2 separate regions of the Homo sapiens genome follow, and region 2 is linked to region 1. Evidence: chromatin loops called from intact Hi-C (ENCODE). Cell type or tissue: endothelial cell of umbilical vein. All regions are shown on one strand. Each heading gives the region's core, and the rest is flanking DNA. Links, peaks and the distances in the headings are about the cores only. Region 1 holds the start of ZNF544 (zinc finger protein 544). Region 2 holds the start of ZNF584 (zinc finger protein 584).

The links. Peaks named below come from ENCODE experiments on the same cell type or tissue, not always from the same donor. Only the 100,000 strongest peaks of a DNase experiment are listed, where the experiment ranks them.
Region 2: a loop joins it to region 1, with 5 times the contacts of the local background. A loop is called at or near these places in 2 of 110 quality-filtered maps.

Annotation. Positions count from the first base shown.
Region 1 is chr19:58,225,493-58,233,816 of GRCh38, forward strand. ZNF544 (zinc finger protein 544) reads left to right here and starts at 3,422. Exons shown (of 7, transcript NM_014480.4): 1 at 3,422-3,454; 2 at 3,976-4,078; 3 at 4,902-4,970. RefSeq lists an enhancer at 3,298-4,124. In endothelial cell of umbilical vein, for the core only: CTCF peaks have their summits at 3,424 and 3,631; DNase peaks (open chromatin) are centred at 3,309 and 3,989; H3K4me3 peaks cover 1,910 bases; H3K27ac peaks cover 1,182 bases.
Region 2 is chr19:58,402,277-58,410,600 of GRCh38, forward strand. ZNF584 (zinc finger protein 584) reads left to right here and starts at 6,373. Exons shown (of 4, transcript NM_173548.3): 1 at 6,373-6,889; 2 at 7,665-7,815. The coding sequence starts at 6,872. It overlaps ZNF584-DT (ZNF584 divergent transcript), which reads right to left and starts at 6,187. Exons shown (of 1, transcript NR_186337.1): 1 at 928-6,187. RefSeq lists enhancers at 5,532-5,581, 5,560-6,205, 6,132-6,181 and a silencer at 6,442-6,501. In endothelial cell of umbilical vein, for the core only: a CTCF peak has its summit at 4,943; a DNase peak (open chromatin) is centred at 6,275; H3K4me3 peaks cover 2,055 bases; H3K27ac peaks cover 521 bases.

The sequences.
Region 1 (8,324 bases), core at 290-8,289:
ATTTTATTTTTGAGATGGAGTCTCGCTCTGTTGCCCAGGCTGGAGTGCAGTGGCGTGATCTCGGCTCACTGCAAGCTCCGCCTCCTGGGTTCACGTCATTCTCCTGCCTCAGCCTCCCAAGTAGCTGGGACTACAGGTGCCCGCCACCATGCCCGGCTAATTTTTTGTATTTTTTTTTTGAGATGGAGTCTCCCTGTTGCCCAGGCTGGAGTGTGGTGACACAATCTCAGCTCACTGCAACCTCCACCTCCCGGGTTCAAGCTATTCTCCTGCCTCAGCCTCCCGAGTAGCAGGGATTACAGACACACACCACCATGCCCAGCTAATTTTTTTGTATTTTTAGTAGAGACGGGGTTTCACCATGATGGCCAAGCTGGTTTTGAACTCCTGACCTCAAGTGATCCGCCCGCCTCGGCCTCCCAAAGTGCTAGGATTACAGGCGTGAGCCACCGTGCCCGGCCTAATTTTTTGTATTTTTTAGTGGCGACGGGGTTTCACCATGTTAGCCAGGATGGTCTCGATCTTCTGACCTCGTGATCCACCTGCCTTGGCCTCCCAAAGTGCTGGGATTACAGGCGTGAGCGACCGCACCTGGCCAATGAACTTTTTAAATTGAGACAGGGTTTCACTCTGTCATCCAGGCTGGAGTATAGTGGCAAGATCATCACTCCCTGCAGCCTCAACCTCTTGGTCTCAAGTGATCTTCCAACCTCAGCCTCCCAAAGTTCTGGGGTTACAGGTGTGAGGCATTGTGCCCAGCCATAACTTTTAAAAGATTTTCTTCCCTTTTATTTAGACATCAAGGTAAAAGTAACTTTTTTTTTTTTTTTTTTTGAGTCAGAGGCAGGCTGGAGGAGTGCAGTGGCACCATCTCGGCTCACTGCAACCTCCACCTCCTGGGCTCAAGCCATTCTCCTGTCTCAGCCTCCTGAGTAGCTGGGATTACAGGTGCCCACCACCACACCTGGCTAGTTTTTGTATTTTTAGTAGAGACAGGGTTTCGCCATGTTGGCCAGGCTGACCTTGCACTCATGACCTCAGGTGATTCACCTGTCTCAGCCTCCCAAAGTGCTGGAATTACAGGCATAAGCCACTGTGCCCAGCCAAAGGTAACATTTTTAATGTAACAATATATGGTCATTCTTTGCTCTTATGACACAATCCTACAAAAGGCGATCACTAAGCTTAAGCACTAAGCCTAAAACTGAATAATATAAACACTGATGTAGGGAAAGTTGTTCCTCAGACGACTCCATTATTGATACAGACATGGAAACAGTAAACAGAAATGTAACATCAAAGTTCTTATTTACTTGAACTTTTTTTTTTTTTGAGACGGAGTCTCCCTCTGTTGCCCAGGCTAGAGTGCAGTGGCGTGATCTTGGCTCACTGCAAGCTCCGCCTCCTGGGTTCAGGGCCATTCTCCTGCCTCAGCCTCCCAAGGAGCTGGGACTACAGGCTCCCGCCACCACGCCCGGCTAATTTTTTGTATTTTTTGTAGAGACGGGGTTTCACCATGTTAACCAGGATGGTCTCGATCTCCTGACTTCGTGATCGGCCTGCCTCAGCCTCCCAAAGTGCTGGGATTACAGGCGTGAGCCACCACTCCTGGCCTGAAATTTTCTATAATAAAAACAAACAAGATCATTTATTATCTCATAATGAAAAGTCCCTGAGGTGAGCATAGGCAATGTTGATTCAGTGGCACAAAGAGGATTCATTCCATCATGGATACTGGTTCTTTCCATTTTTCTGCTGTGCCATTCTCAGCATGTTGCCTTTACCTCCTGGGGTGGCTTCCTCATGGTGCCAGTGTGCTTGTAATTGTCCTACACATCACATACAGACATCACGGTCCAGGGGCAAAAGAAGACACATTGCTATCTTATGTCCACTTTTAAGACTGAGGGAACCGGCCGGGAGCGGTGGCTCATGCCTGTAATGCCAGCACTTTGGGAGGCCGAGGCGGGTGGATCATGAGGTCAGGAGATCGAGACCATCCTGGCTAACAGGGAGAAACACCGTCTCTACTAAAAAAGAAAAATTACAAAAAATTAGCCGGGCGTGGTGGCGGGCGCCTGTAGTCCCAGCTACTCGGGAGGCTGAGGCAGGAGAAAGGCGTGAACCCGGAAGGCGGAGAGTGCCGTGGGCCTAGATCGTACCACTGCACTCCAGCCTGGTGGACAGAGCGAGACTCCGTCTCACAAAAAAAAAAAAAAAAAAAAAAAAAAAAAAAGACTGAGGGAACCTTCCCAGGAAACCCCTAGCAGCCTTATTTCTCCTTGGCCAGAATATCCTTGCCTAATTCACACAGCAAGAAGCTTGAGTCCATTCTGATTAGCTTAGAATCCATCAAGATCCTCCCTTAGGGAGTTAGATTCTAGATTTCCCGGAAGAATCTAAAAATTGCAGGGTCGTGCTAGCCAGGTATGAAAATAAGCAAGTAAAAAGATGATGACTGTTGGGTAAAGCTATCGACAAGGTCAGCTACAAAACAGTCAAGCCAAGGAAGGCTAGTCACAGATGCACCCCAGACACAAAAGCACAGTCCAGGAGCTGAGGGTGCCTGAGCCACAGTGGTTCCCGCCTACCTGGCCTTCGTAGGAAAGTTTCCTGTGGTCTCCCTCATTGAAGAGCCAGGACGGGTCAGGCGGTGGTGGGTCTCAGACATTGAGCCCCACAACGCACTGAGACTGAACATCAGACCATTTATAATAACAGAACTCTGTCCCACAACTTCTGCAGCAATAGGTACAAAACAGAACTTGGTCACTGCCAGCCTCCCTATTTTTTTCCCTGTCCCACTTAGGAGCTACCACAGAAAGCCAAATAGGCTCGACTGAGCGATCACCTAGGACGAATCGCCTCCAGTTAGCGTGCTTCCACCTTCCACTCGGAATGCTCCAAGCAGGGCACTCCCGGGGCTTTGTTTCTATCACTAGGACGCGTCCCCACGCCCAGGCTGTCCCTGAGTCCCTGCCACAGGCGCAGATGTTGGCGGGCGCCCTTGCCCCTGAGCTCCCGGTTAACGGCCTTGGACTGTTCTCATGGCTCAGTCTTGGTCTCTCTCCCCAGCAGGGCAAGGCGCCGGGAAGGCACCCGAGATGACAGCGCCGAGCCCCATAGGCGCTAGTCCCGCCCTGGACGCCGACCGCCGCCTCCACAGTCTCGGCTTCGGTTGCTGGATGAGAACCAGCGTGGCCCGTTTAAGGGGGAGGGGACAGGCGCTGCAAGGAGCAGAGCCGCGGGAAGCAACTCCCTAAGCCACAATGCTAGTCGCGAACACAGGAAAAAGCTCATCCCGCCGCCGCGGGGCCCCATGCTCCCGCCGGCAATGACTATGCCTGTGGGAGCAACGGCTACCGGCGCGCGGCCTTCTGGGAGTTGTTTGTTGCGCGGAGCGCGGGCACGTCCGCCGGCCACCGGAAGCACCGCCATTGGCCGGTGCGTGCAGGTGAGTCTGGCGGCCTCAAGGTTGGCTCGGAGGTTTCACTGTTAGCCGGGTGCGGCCGGAGCGCAGGACCAGGCCAGAGCCGCCCCAAGTGATCTGGGCGTGCCGGAGAAACGAGCAGGGCCTGCGGGGGTCCCTCATGCGGCGAGGCCGAGCAAGGGCAGGGGCCTGATGGGATCGGGATCTCTCCGGCCTCAGGGACGGGGAAGGCCGGTCCAGTCAGGTTTCCCCTGCAGGAGCGCCCGGCTGGGTCTGAGCTTGTCGGGAGGCTCTCCTGCTGCAGAGCTGGGAGGGAACTTATAGTACCTCGCAGGTACGGGCAGGGGTGGAACTGGGTGGGACTGGGTGGGACTGGGTGGGACTGGGTGGGACTGGGTGGGCCCTCCCGACAGAGGGTGCCTGGGTCGAGGGCTGCAGGGGCGGGGGATTCAGGCTGGCGTCTGGAGCTCTGGGGCTGCCGACCCAGCGGGCCTCTCCCGGCTCCTTTTTCCTCCCTCAACTCATCTTCTGCGGCTTATCCACAGGTGGCAGCCAAGAGCCTCCTGGCACAGCGGCACCAGGCAGGTGACGCCTATTGGACCCCAGAGGTCATCCCAGCTCCAGACGTGGACACATTTTCTTCCAATGGTACGTGAAGCTTGAACCTTGCAGAGAACATGTGTATTTTCCAAGTGAACAGAAGATTAAGGCCAGTCCACGCAGGGCAGGGGTAACTGGGGTGTTGGGGGCCTGCACTGGTTAAGCGATGCTGGTGCACCCCATAGAGAGACTACAGAGGTGAACAGGATGGGATGTGTATGTAACGCCTGTAAGTTAGGGATCGGGGTTCCATTTGTGTTGGGTGATATTTGATGGGGACCGTACAAGGCAGTGCTAATGAGGAAGGCATGGGGTTGGATTTCAAGAGTCTAAGGGAGTAGGGAAACATCTGATTGTGGAAATGACTCCGTGTAAGGAGGGATGCCAAAAGACAGGAAGGAGTGGAGGAAGACTGTGTTTCTGTTTCCAGCGTGGAGCCAGGGTAGAAGTCACAGTGCAAGGAAGATGTGGTATGCCTGGTCAGTCTCTGCATGGGAGTTGAGGAGCATGTGGGTGACATGGCTGAATGTGGAGGAGGGAATGGCAGTGGCAGGAAGCCCAGGAGGTTTGGGCTGGACACGTAACCTGGAGCAGATTGGAAACGTCACCCCACAAGCAGGGAAGGAGAAAACTGGAAAAGGAAAGAGAAAGCAACTCCCTCCCCAGCCCTGCAGCCAGAGGGACTTCTGCCAGATCAGCCACCATACAGGTCCAGTATGAGGAACAGATGGGGAATTTTATGTCCAAGTATAATCACTATGAATACATGTGTTGTGCCCCTTTTGCAGGTTAACACAATGTTAAGCTCTGTAAATGCAACTCAATTAATTCTTTTAGCATCCTCACAAGGCAGGTCTTGCTGTTTTTCCAGATGTCTACGGATGAGGAAACTGAGGCCTGGAGAGGTTAAAGAGACCCGTTCAGAGTCCTACAGTGGCAGGTAATGGAGCCAGTACTTTGACAGCAGGTTGCAAAGTGAGTGTTCTCAGCCGTTGCCCTTGGATGCCTCCAGACAAGGAAGGACAGGGTTAGAGAGCAAAGATGGACACAGGCAGTGAGAGATTCCCCAGGGAAGGCCAGGAGCATCAGGACAAGATAGTAACACATAAGATATTGGGCAGACCTCTTGGATGTGGTCTACATTTGTGTTTGTGTGTGTGTTTGGGAGTGAGAGAGCAGAGCAGGATGGGCAAGATGAGGAGGGGGAAACTGAGAGTGTTGGTCACTCTGTTCAGGCCTCACCTGAGAGGAGAAGAGGCAGGGGGTGGGGCACTGGGATATGGATTCATCTTGACCAGGGAGAAGACATCTCAGCTCAGAATTTGAAGGGAGCTACTAATGAGTGCAGGCCTGCAGGAGTTTGTGTGCCAGGAGGTTGAAAGAGTCCAGAGTCATCCCTTGGAGTGAATTAAAAGGCCGATTTGTCTGCACAGAGAGGACAGTGGTGGGAGGGGACTGAAGTAGGGTGTGAGAGCATGAGCTCGCAGCTGTAAGGGGATAGTGACTGAGTGGATACTGGTGTTCCTGAACTCCTATACCACCCAGAACTCAGAAACTAGCAGGGTTGGGCAGAGAGGGCAGTCAAGGGCATAGGCAGATTGCACAGAACAAACAGATCAGAGAGGCCAAGAGGTGGGCCTCAGGCCAAGGATGTTAAGAAAAAGAACAGGGGCATTGGGCTGGGCTGGGGTGGGGTGTACCAGACGGGGAGGCTGGGAGCCTGAGTGGTAGTGTGCTTAGGGCCATGAGCTATGGAGCTCCCACCTTCTCACTCCCCAGCCACGAGGCCTCAGTTAAATTTTACTCAAGTTCTTTCTGCCTTGGTTTCCTCATTTAGAAAGCAGGGTAAATTCTGTTAATTGTCTTTGTGGGGTTACAAGGAAGATCAAATGCATGAATTCAGGCAGAGGACAGGGTACAGTGCCTGGCCTGTAGGAAGTACAGCCTGAGTGGTCAGTGGATTTTGAAAGGTAGGAAGGCCTGGGGCATTTGCTAGGGAAGGAAGCTGAGATCATAGGCCCCGGTGTGTTTTAATTCATGTCTTTATTATTTATTTTTTTATAAATGGGGTCTCACATGTTGCCCAGGCTTGTCTCGAACTTCTAGCCTCAAGAGAGCCTCCTGCCTTGGCCTCACAAAGTGCTGGGATTATATGTCTTTAATACAGAGCAGCTTTGTACATTTTTCAGCCATGTAGTTTATTTTATTGTGAACTATCTGTTTGTGACTGTCACCTCTCTTTTTCGTAGGTCTCTATTTTCATTAAAGAAGCTTAAATATTTTGTCAAGTTCAAAAAATAGTCCTGGTGTGTTTTTTGTTTTGTTTTGTTTTTTTCTTGAGACAAGGTCTTGCTCTGTCACCTAGGCTGGAATGGTGGCATGACCTCGGCTCACTGCAGTCTCCGCCTCCTGGGTTCAAGCGATTCTTGTGCCTCAGCCTCCCAAGTTACTGGGATTACAGATGTGTGCCGCCACGCCCAGCTAATTTTTTTTTTTTTTAGTATAGACAGGGTTTCTCCATGTTGTCCAGGCTGGTCTTGAACTTGAAAACTAATACAAAATATAATATGTAATGCCAGAAATAAGACTAGTTCTCACAGTAAATGTGATGGGTAGAACTCTGTTTTAGTAGACACTTTGAAATTGAACTGAAAATAAAAAGTTAAAGATACGCTCTACTTAGAAGAGTCAGATGATCCAGGCTTTGACAAACAGGTGGTGGGATGAGCATAGATCCATCAGTGAAAACAAATAAGGAAATGGGTGGCAAGATAATATCAGATAAAGTAGACCTTTAGTGCAACAGCATTAAGACAATTTTATCTTTTTTTTTTTTTTTTTTTTTTTGAGACAGGGTCTCACTCTGTCACCCAGACTGGAGTGCAGTGATGCCATCACAGCTCACTGCAGCCTTGACCTCCCGGCTCAAGTGATCCTCCCACCTCAGCCTTCTCAGTAGCTGGGACTACAAGTGTACACCACTACACCCAGCTAACTTTTTGATTTTTTTGTAGAGACTTGGTCTCACTTAGTTGTCCAAGCTAGTCTCCAACTTCTAGGCTCAAGCAGTCTTCCTGCTTTGACCTCTGTATTAGTCTGTTCTCATGCTAATAAAGACATATCCGGGCCGGGCGCGGTGGCTCACGCCTGTAATCCCAGCACTTTGGGAGGCCGAGGCGGCCGGATCACAAGGTCAGGAGATTGAGACCATCCTGGCTAACATGGGGAAACCCCGTCTCTACTAAAAAAAAAAAAAAAAAAAAAAATACAAAAAATTAGCTGGGCGTGATGGCGGGAGCCTGTAGTCCCAGCTACTCTGGAGGCTGAGGCAGGAGAATGGCATGAACCTGGGAGGCGGAGCTTGCAGTGAGCCGAGATCGTGCCACTGCACTCCAGCCTGGGCGACAGAGAGAGACTCCATCTCAAAAAAAAAAAAAAAAAAAAAAAGACATACCCAAGACTGGGTAATTTATAAAGGAAAGAGGTTTAATTGACTCACAGTTCCACATAGCTGGGGAGGTCTCACAATCATGGCGGAAGGCGAAGGAGAAGCAAAGTCACACCTTGCATGGCAGCAGGCAAGAGGGTGTGTGCAGGGGAGCTCCTCTTTGTAAAAGCGTCAGATCTCGTGAAACTGTCATAAGAACAGCAAGGAAAAGACCTGCCCCCATGACTCAGTTACCTTCCACTGAGTCCCTCCCACAACATGACACGTGGGAATTATGGGAGCTACAATTCAAGAGGAGATATAGGTGGGGACACTGCCAACCACATCAGCCTCCAAAAGTGCTGGGATTACAGGCATGATTACAGGATTAAGGCCTGGCCTTATCACCTCTTTAGTGATAAAAGGCTATAGGAACAAGATACATTAATCTTGAATGTTTATGGACCAGACACCATAGCATAGATATAAAGCAAAAATTGTGTACTTAAAGGAAATATGAGAAGGACTATATGAGAAACTTCAACACATGTCTTAGAATTTGATCAGGAAGACAAAATAGAGTATAATAAATTATTTTAAGTATGGTGTCAAGGTAGGTTATAGATTTATCTACACACTTCTGTCTGTAATATATTCTGCCCACAGAAAATTTAAAGACCCAGATTTTCTTCTGTGTACACAAGGCCCCTCCTATATTAGATCTGTAAATCATTGAATTCCCTTGGTCCTGAGTCCTGTTCCCTCTCTGTAACTTGATTGTTCCTGTTTAGTTTAAGTGCTGCTGAGTCTCATGGACTTAAATATCTTTACTGTGGTGCCCCAGTATCTTCTCTGGGCTTCAGGCTG
Region 2 (8,324 bases), core at 95-8,094, 180 kb after region 1:
TTTCCTCTGCTCTGTAAGCCTCTGCAGAAGGAGCAGAGGGTGGTGGGAGAAGAAGTGCCCAAGAGGGGCCACAAGCTACCTGTGATCTGTGTCCCCCCACCAGGGGGATGGGTGCTTTCATTTTTATCGTTGTGGAAAATTTCACATTAAGTACTTCTCCAAAGAATCTCCCAGACATCTACTTGTTCTTTCAAAACATAACAGATTTTTTTAAAAAACAATTTACATACCATATAATTTGCCCATTTTGAGTGTACAATTCAAGGCTGGGCGCGGTGGCTCACGCCTGTAATCCCACCACTTTGGGAGGCTGAGGTGGGCGGATCACCTGAGGTCAGGAGTTCGAGACCAGCCTGACCAACATGGAGAAACCCCATCTGTACTAAAAATACAAAATTAGCTGGGCGTGGTGGCACATGCCTGTTATCCCAGCTCCTCGGGAGGCTGACAGGCAGGAGAATCGCTTGAACTCGGGAGGCGGAGGTTGCGGCGAGCCGAGATTGCACCATTGCACTCCAGCCTGGGCAACAAGAGCGAAACTGCGTCTCAAAAAAAAAAAAAAAAAAAAAAAAAGGCCGTAGGTCTGAATAGACCCCTCACCTAAGAAAAATAGATACATAGCTGGCAAATAGGCACATGAAAATATGCTCCACATCATATGCCATTAGGGAACTGCAAATTGAAACAATAATGAGATACTACTATACATCTATTAGAATGGCTACAATGCAAAACACTGATAGCACCATATGCTAGCAAGGTTGTGAGGCAATGGGAACTCTCGTTTACTGCTGATAGAAAGGCAAAATGGTATAGCCACTTTGGAAGACAGTTTGGCAGTTTCTTACAGAAAGTTAAATATAGTCTTACCATATGATACAGCAATCACACTCCTGGGTATTTGCACAAATGAGTTGAGAACTTATGTCCATGCGAAAACCACACAAATTATTATAGCAGCTTTATTCATAATTGCTCAAAACTTGAATCAACCCAGATGTCCTTCAATAGATAAATGGCTAATCTGTGTTACATCCACACAATGGAATATCATTCAGCAATAAAATTAACTGTGCTACCAAGTTATGAAAGGCATGGAGGAGTCTGAAATGCACATTGGTAAGTGACAGAAGCCAGACTGAAAAAGCTACATACTGTATGATTACAAGTTTATGACATTCTGGAAAAGGTAAAGCTATAGAGACAGTAAAGCAGTGACTGCCAGGGACTCAGTGGGAGGGAGGGAGGGAGGGAGGGAGGAATGAATAGTAGCACAAGTAATTTTTGGGGGCAGTAAAAGTATTTTGTACTATATTGTAATGGTGGATACATGAATTTATGCATTTGTGAAAACCCATATAATGTACATTAATAATAATGTACTAATATTCATTTTACAATGTTAACAAATGGGCCGGGTGCGGTAGCTCATGCCTGTAATCCCAGCATTTTGGGAGGCTGAGCGGGGCGGATCACGAGGTCAGGAGATGGAGACCATCCTGGCCAAAATGGTGAAACCCCAACTCTACTAAAAATACAAAAATTAGCCGGGTGTGGTGGCACGCGCTTGTCGTCCCAGCTATTCGTGAGGCTGAGACAGAATTGCTTGAACCCGGGAGGCGGAGGTTACTGTGAGATCGTGGCACTGCACTCCAGCCTGGGTGTCAGAGCAACTCCGTCTCAAAAAAAAAAAAAAAAAAGAAGAAACTAAAATGAGGTCCAATGAAGTAGTGCCAGGAAAAACATAAATGAACTAACTATTAAGCCCAGGAAAGGTAAGTGGTTAAGAGAGAACTTTGGTCTGAGACTTCCTGGAATCAAACTGTAGCACTGCCTCCCACTGGCTTTATGACTCAGGGCAAATACTTAGCCTATGGGAGACTCAGGCCCTGGACCCTCTACTCCTCTGCTCCACCCGTGGGAGAGATCAGGCCCATCTCACAGAGGAACAGATTTTTTTTTTTTCTTTTTTTTTTATTGATCATTCTTGGGTGTTTCTCGTAGAGGGGGATTTGGCAGGGTCACAGGACAATAGGGGAGGGAAGGTCAGCAGATAAACAAGTGAACAAAGGTCTCTGGTTTTCCTAGGCAGAGGACCCTGCGGCCTTCCGCAGTGTTTGTGTCCCTGGGTACTTGAGATTAGGGAGTGGTGATGACTCTTAAGGAGCATGCTGCCTTCAAGCATCTGTTTAACAAAGCACATCTTGCACCGCCCTTAATCCATTCAACCCTGAGTGGATACAGCACATGTTTCAGAGAGCACAGGGTTGGGGGTAAGGTCACAGATCAACAGGATCCCAAGGCAGAAGAATTTTTCTTAGTACAGAACAAAATGAAAAGTCTCCCACGTCTACCTCTTTCTACACAGACACGGCAACCATCCGATTTCTCAATCTTTTCCCCATCTTTCCCCCCTTTCTATTCCACAAAACCGCCATTGTCATCATGGCCCGTTCTCAACGAGCTGTTGGGTACACCTCCCAGATGGGGTGGTGGCCGGGCAGAGGGGCTCCTCATTTCCCAGTAGGGGCGGCCGGGCAGAGGCGCCCCTCACCTCCCGGACAGGGCGGCTCGCCAGGCGGGGGGCTGACCCCCCCCCCCACCTCCCTCCTGGACGGGGCGGCTGGCCAGGCAGAGGGGCTCCTCACTTCCCAGTAGGGGCGGCCGGGCAGAGGCGCCCCTCACCTCCCGGACGGGGTGGCTGGCCAGGCGGGGGGCTGACCCCCCCACCTCCCTCCCGGACAGGGCGGCTGGCAGGGCGGGGGGCTGACCCCCCCACCTCCCTCCCAGATGGGGCGGCTGGCCGGGCAGAGGGGCTCCTCACTTCCCAGTAGGGGCGGCCGGGCAGAGGCGCCCCGCACCTCCCGGACGGGGCGGCTGGCCGGGCAGGGGGCTGACCCCCCCACCTCCCTCCCGGACGGGTCGGCTGGCCGCGCGGGGGGCTGACCCCCCCACCTCCCTTCCGGACAGGGCGGCTGGCCGGGCGGGGGGCTGACCCCCCCACCTCCCTCCCGGACGGAGCGGCTGGCCGGGCAGAAGGGCTCCTCACTTCCCAGTAGGGGCGGCCGGGCAGAGGCGCCCCTCATCTCCCGGACAGGGCGGCTGGCCGGGTGGGGGACTGATCCCCCCACCTCCCTCCCGGACGGGGCGGCTGGCCGGGCGGGGGGCTGACCCCCCCACCTCCCTCCCGGACGAGGTGGCTGCTGGGCGGAGAGGCTCCTCACTTCTCAGACGGGGCGGCTGCCGGGCGGAGATGCTCCTCACTTCCCAGACGGGGTGGCTGCTGGGCGGAGGGGCTCCTCACTTCTCAGACGGGGCGGCTGCCGGGCGGAGGGGCTCCTCACTTCTCAGACGGGGCAGTTGCCAGGCAGAGGGTCTCCTCACTTCTCAGACGGGGCGGCCGGGCAGAGACGCTCCTCACATCCCGGACGGGGCGGCAGGGCAGAGATGCTCCCCACATCTCAGACGATGGGCGGCCGGGCAGAGACGCTCCTCACTTCCCAGATGTGATGGCGGCCGGGAAGAGGCGCTCCTCACTTCCTAGATGGGATGGCGGCCGGGCAGAGACGCTCCTCACTTTCCAGACTGGGCAGCCAGGCAGAGGGGCTCCTCACATCCCAGATGATGGGCGGCCAGGCGGAGACGCTCCTCACTTCCCAGACGGGGTGGCCGCCGGGCAGAGGCTGCAATCTCGGCACTTTGGGAGGCCAAGGCGGGTTGCTGGGAGGTGGAGGTTGTAGCGAGCCGAGATCACGCCACTGCACTCCAGCCTGGACACCATTGAGCACTGAATGAACGAGACTCCGTCTGCAATCCCGGCACCTCGGGAGGCCGAGGCTGGCGGATCACTCGTGGTTAGGAGCTGGAGACCAGCCCGGCCAACACAGCGAAACCCCGTCTCCACCAAAAAAAATACGAAAACCAGTCAGGCGTGGCGGCACGCGCCTGCAATCGCAGGCACTCGGCAGGCTGAGGCAAGAGAATCAGGCAGGGAGGTTGCAGTGAGCCGAGATGGCAGCAGTACCGTCCAGCTTCGGCTCGGCATCAGAGGGAGACCGTGGAAAGAGCGGGGGGGGGGGGAGGGGGAGGGGGAGGAGGGAAGAGGAACAGATTTTCAAGAACGATTTGAGGATATGTATTAGCCCAGGACATGTTATGGGATGACCAGTGTCTTCAAACTAGGCAGAAAGAGGGGACAGGGTACAGGAGTCAGGGGAAGTAGGCGAAAAGGTGGACTGTTTAGTAGGGGATCAGGAACATAGAAAAGTGGCAAGGCTAGTGACCTTGGTACCCAGACACCAGGGGTATAACTCAGGTACCAGGTGTGAGAACAGCTCAATTCCAGGGATACTTCCATCCCCAGCTTGCAATCTCCATGGCTGAGCCTCTTTGATAACTTTTGTGCTATTCCTGGTTTCAAGTCTACCTGGTCCATCAATCAGTGCTCTTGTCTGCACTCCAGTTGGGGGAACTCATGAACTGTAAAGGGCAATCCTGTGGGGGAATGAACAGGTTGGTCAGTCCAGCCTAGGGCAGACTGACCCACCATGACAGTCCAGGGGTACTGATGACAGGCATGTACCATGAGCTTGGGGGTGTCCCACCTGTGTCTCCACTGGAGAGAATACACAGGTGTCACTGAGGAACAGGGTTGCAAGGACTGAGGATATGGGGTCAGCTGAGGACATGTTAAGGAGAGGCAAACATTGCACAGCTAGGCACTAAGGAGAGAGAAAGGGACACAGCGGGGCATGGCCAGAAAACTGGAATTGAGCTGAGTGGAGGCACCAAGACCTGCGAGGGCACAGGCTGGGCACCAGGTGTGAGAACAGCCCACTCCTGGGGGCATTCACCAGGGGTAGATCTCTTCAGGGTCCCTCTGCCACAACTAGTTTTGAGTTCATATGGTCCACCTGCTGGTGGGAATGTAGAAGCCTTCAGACCTATGAAGGATGATGAGTTTTTGAGAGTCCAGGCCAGGAGAGGCCAAAACACCATGACCCCAGCAAGCGAGAATAATCCTTACTCCAAGACAAACACAGACCTGCAAAAAATGAACATTCAGGGAAGGCTCCCAGGCAGGACCCAGTGGGCCCACACGCACCCATGTCAGTGCATGCAGTGCCTGGAATCTTACAGGAAGTGACCGAGCTGAACGTGACCAGCTGTGAAGATTCAGAGACTTCTGAGCCCCGATCTTGGCCACTCACGGCCCTTGGGTAGAATGTGTGGGGTGTCCACTCAGCCACTTGTTAGAGGAGGTGGCATGATCTGGGCCTCAGTGCCACGACCAACAGCGACTTCCAAGGGGAACATGGAAAGAACAGAGGAAAAAAACCAGAGTTGAGGCTGGGGAGAGTTATGGTGCCAGTGGTCTCACCCAGCACTGAGTGCAAAGTTCTCCAGCACCACTTCAGGTAGAAGCTCCTCTGGACCTTGCCTAAGAACTCCGTTCGTCCGGGAGGACGCAGGCCCACCTGCTCTAACATGAACGCGTCTGAATTCAGCGGAGGACACCCAGGAGCCCGGTTATTCTCCTGCCAGCGTCCTCCCCTGATGTGTCCCTGACCCCGTGCTCTGACGTACTCAGCCATGTACTCACTCTCCTCTCCCAGGCCCCCATACCTGAGATCACCATGGCCTGATATGGGGTAGACTACAAGCCTACCGTGCCTCAGCCATGTGCAGGGCGACCTGTCCCTGGCATCCACACCTGTGGCCCATACGTCGCCCGCATTGTGGGGCGCCGAAAACCCAACACAACTGAAACACAACTGCTGACCTTCCCCCTAAGCCGCCTCTAAACGAGGTCCCTCGGCCCCTGGTCCCAGCCGCTCTTTGAAGACTTGCCTGATGACAGGCATGTACCATGTTTTTGGCTGGGACATTTTTCTGAGCCTTGCTCCGGGCTCCGTAAAGCGGACACGGTGCCAGGGAGAGAATTTCGGGGCGGTTGCGGGCACAGGCGGGCTTCTGCGGAGGCCCTGGCGAACGCCCCCGCGCGGCGCGGTCCGATGGCCCCATGGGGCCGCCCCTCCACTGTGAGGTCACCGGGGTTCAGCAACATTCACTGCGGCTAGGACGCGTACAGGTCACTGAGGCAGAACTTCCCGATTCTCGCGCCTTCGTTCGTTTCTGCGGACCAGCGGAGACTCCTCCACACCGCCCACCGCCCAATGATCCCACTGCCGCAAACCGCCCCAAAGCCAGCGCCGAAAGCCGACGCCGGAAGCCCCGCCCCACGCAGGGCCCGCCCGAACGTTCCCGTTCCTGGGCCGCCATTGGCCAAGTCTGAACGGCCCCACGTCGAGGCTCCTTATGGGAAATGTAGTTCACGTCCCGCTTCAGGAGCTAGCGGCGCCCTCCCTTATCGCCTTGGCAACGACCCAGCCGCGCCGCGAGGAGAGCCGGGAATGGAGGTCGTGGCGTGAGGGGCGCCGAGCGAGGGGAGGCGCGGGCCACGGGAGTTCCGGGAGTTCCGGCGTTGCCCGGCAGTCCGCAGTCCTCGGCGGGAAGGCTGTCCCGGCGCCTCAGGCAGCTCTGCGTGGGCCGGGGTGACTTCCTCGCGATCCCCTGCGCGAGGTGAAGGGCAGGGACCTTTGCCGCGCCTTCCACGCGCCGTGCCCCACCGGCGAGTGGCTCCATCTTCCTCAGACTTATCGCTCGCGGACAGGCGCCGTGGGTCTCCCGGGCCTCCGTACCGTCCTCCTTCCCAGCGGCTCCGGGAAGCGGTTCCCTGTCTTCGGACGCATTTCACCCGCGCGGGGAGAGCTTCCCGGGAAGGTTCCACGGCGGCCGAGGGTTTCCGCGCCCGGGACGCGTTTCGGCTGAGGCCGTGGGTCCAGTCCACGGGTTCTGCCCGCACGGTCCAATGGCCGGGGAGGCGGAGGTGAGCAGAGGATGCCTCCGAGGAATGAGGGGGCCCACCAGGTGGGGGGCGGCGTGTGCCAGGGCAGAGTTGGAGGAGGGCAGGAGATCTGCGTATGATTCCAGGGGGAGGTCTTTGATGCACGGCTGGGGCATGCCCTTGGCAGTGGGAGCCATTGGAGATGTGCCGCAGGACTGGGACAGGATGGGGTCGTAGTTGCTGTGCCAGGCCCTCTGGAGACGCATGTGCAGAACGGCGTGTGGAAGGCCAGGCAATTGCCTATAGGGTAAACTGGGGACGTTGTGCTGGGGGTGTACAGTTTTAGGCATTCTGTTGTCCAGTTTTGTGCCTGTTGAGCAGGAGGCAAACTGGACCCTGGGACCAGGTACTTGAGACCTAAGGGAGAAGGATGAGCATAGGTTTGGTTGCGTCTGAGAGGTATGATCTCTGGGACTGGAATTGGCAGGCAGGAGATAGAGTGGAGCCTGTGCCCTTGGCCCTGCACATAGATGGCATCAGTCTGGTCACCAACCTGATGTCGCTTTGGGCTGGACACAGTTTCCAGTAGTAACACCAGAAGCATCAATAACACCAGCAGCTCTGATATTCCTCTGGGATAGGAGAAGGAAGGTATAAGGGTATGTGTAGGGAGTAAGGTGGGGAAGAGTTTAGAGCTCATAGGGAAAGATAATGTCAGGGGGAGATGTGATAGGACCCTGAGATACAGGTCAAGGGCCTGAATGTGTCCATCTGTCCATATTTTGGTTGTTTTTTTCTGCCCATCATTGACCCCAAGGCTCAGTTGGACCCATCATTGCAGGGCTTGGTGATGTTTGAGGATGTGACGGTATATTTCTCCAGGGAGGAGTGGGGGCTCCTTAATGTGACCCAGAAGGGCCTATACCGGGATGTGATGCTGGAGAACTTTGCACTCGTTAGCTCACTGGGTAAGTCTCTTACACTGTCCCCCAGCACACTGACTACCCCCTCATTTTCCCCATGCGAAGTTCTGTCCATAACGAAGCCAGACCATGGGGGCTCTTTCCTTCCCAGATTCCCTGTTGTAGGTATTGTGGGTGGTGGGACTCGGTGGTGGGACTCGGCGGTGTGCTCTTTCCCTGCCTTTCTCTGAGCAATGCTGTTGGCAGCCTCAACACCTCTTGCCCCAGGAGCTAGTGGAGCAGGTTTTGGGGGTCAGATGTTTCATAGTTTGCCCACCAAATCCCACCAAGCTCTGCCTTTTCCTGGCCATGTGACTCTCTTGAAGACATGGCTTCTCTGTGCTCTGGGTTTTGCCTCCCTACAAAAGAAATTTTACAGGGACCTCCCTGGGCCAGGCTTGAGCCATGAATTTTAATCAGAACGGTTTGGGAAATATATATATATATATATATATATATATATATATATATATGTGTATATATATATGTATATATATGTATATATATGTATATAT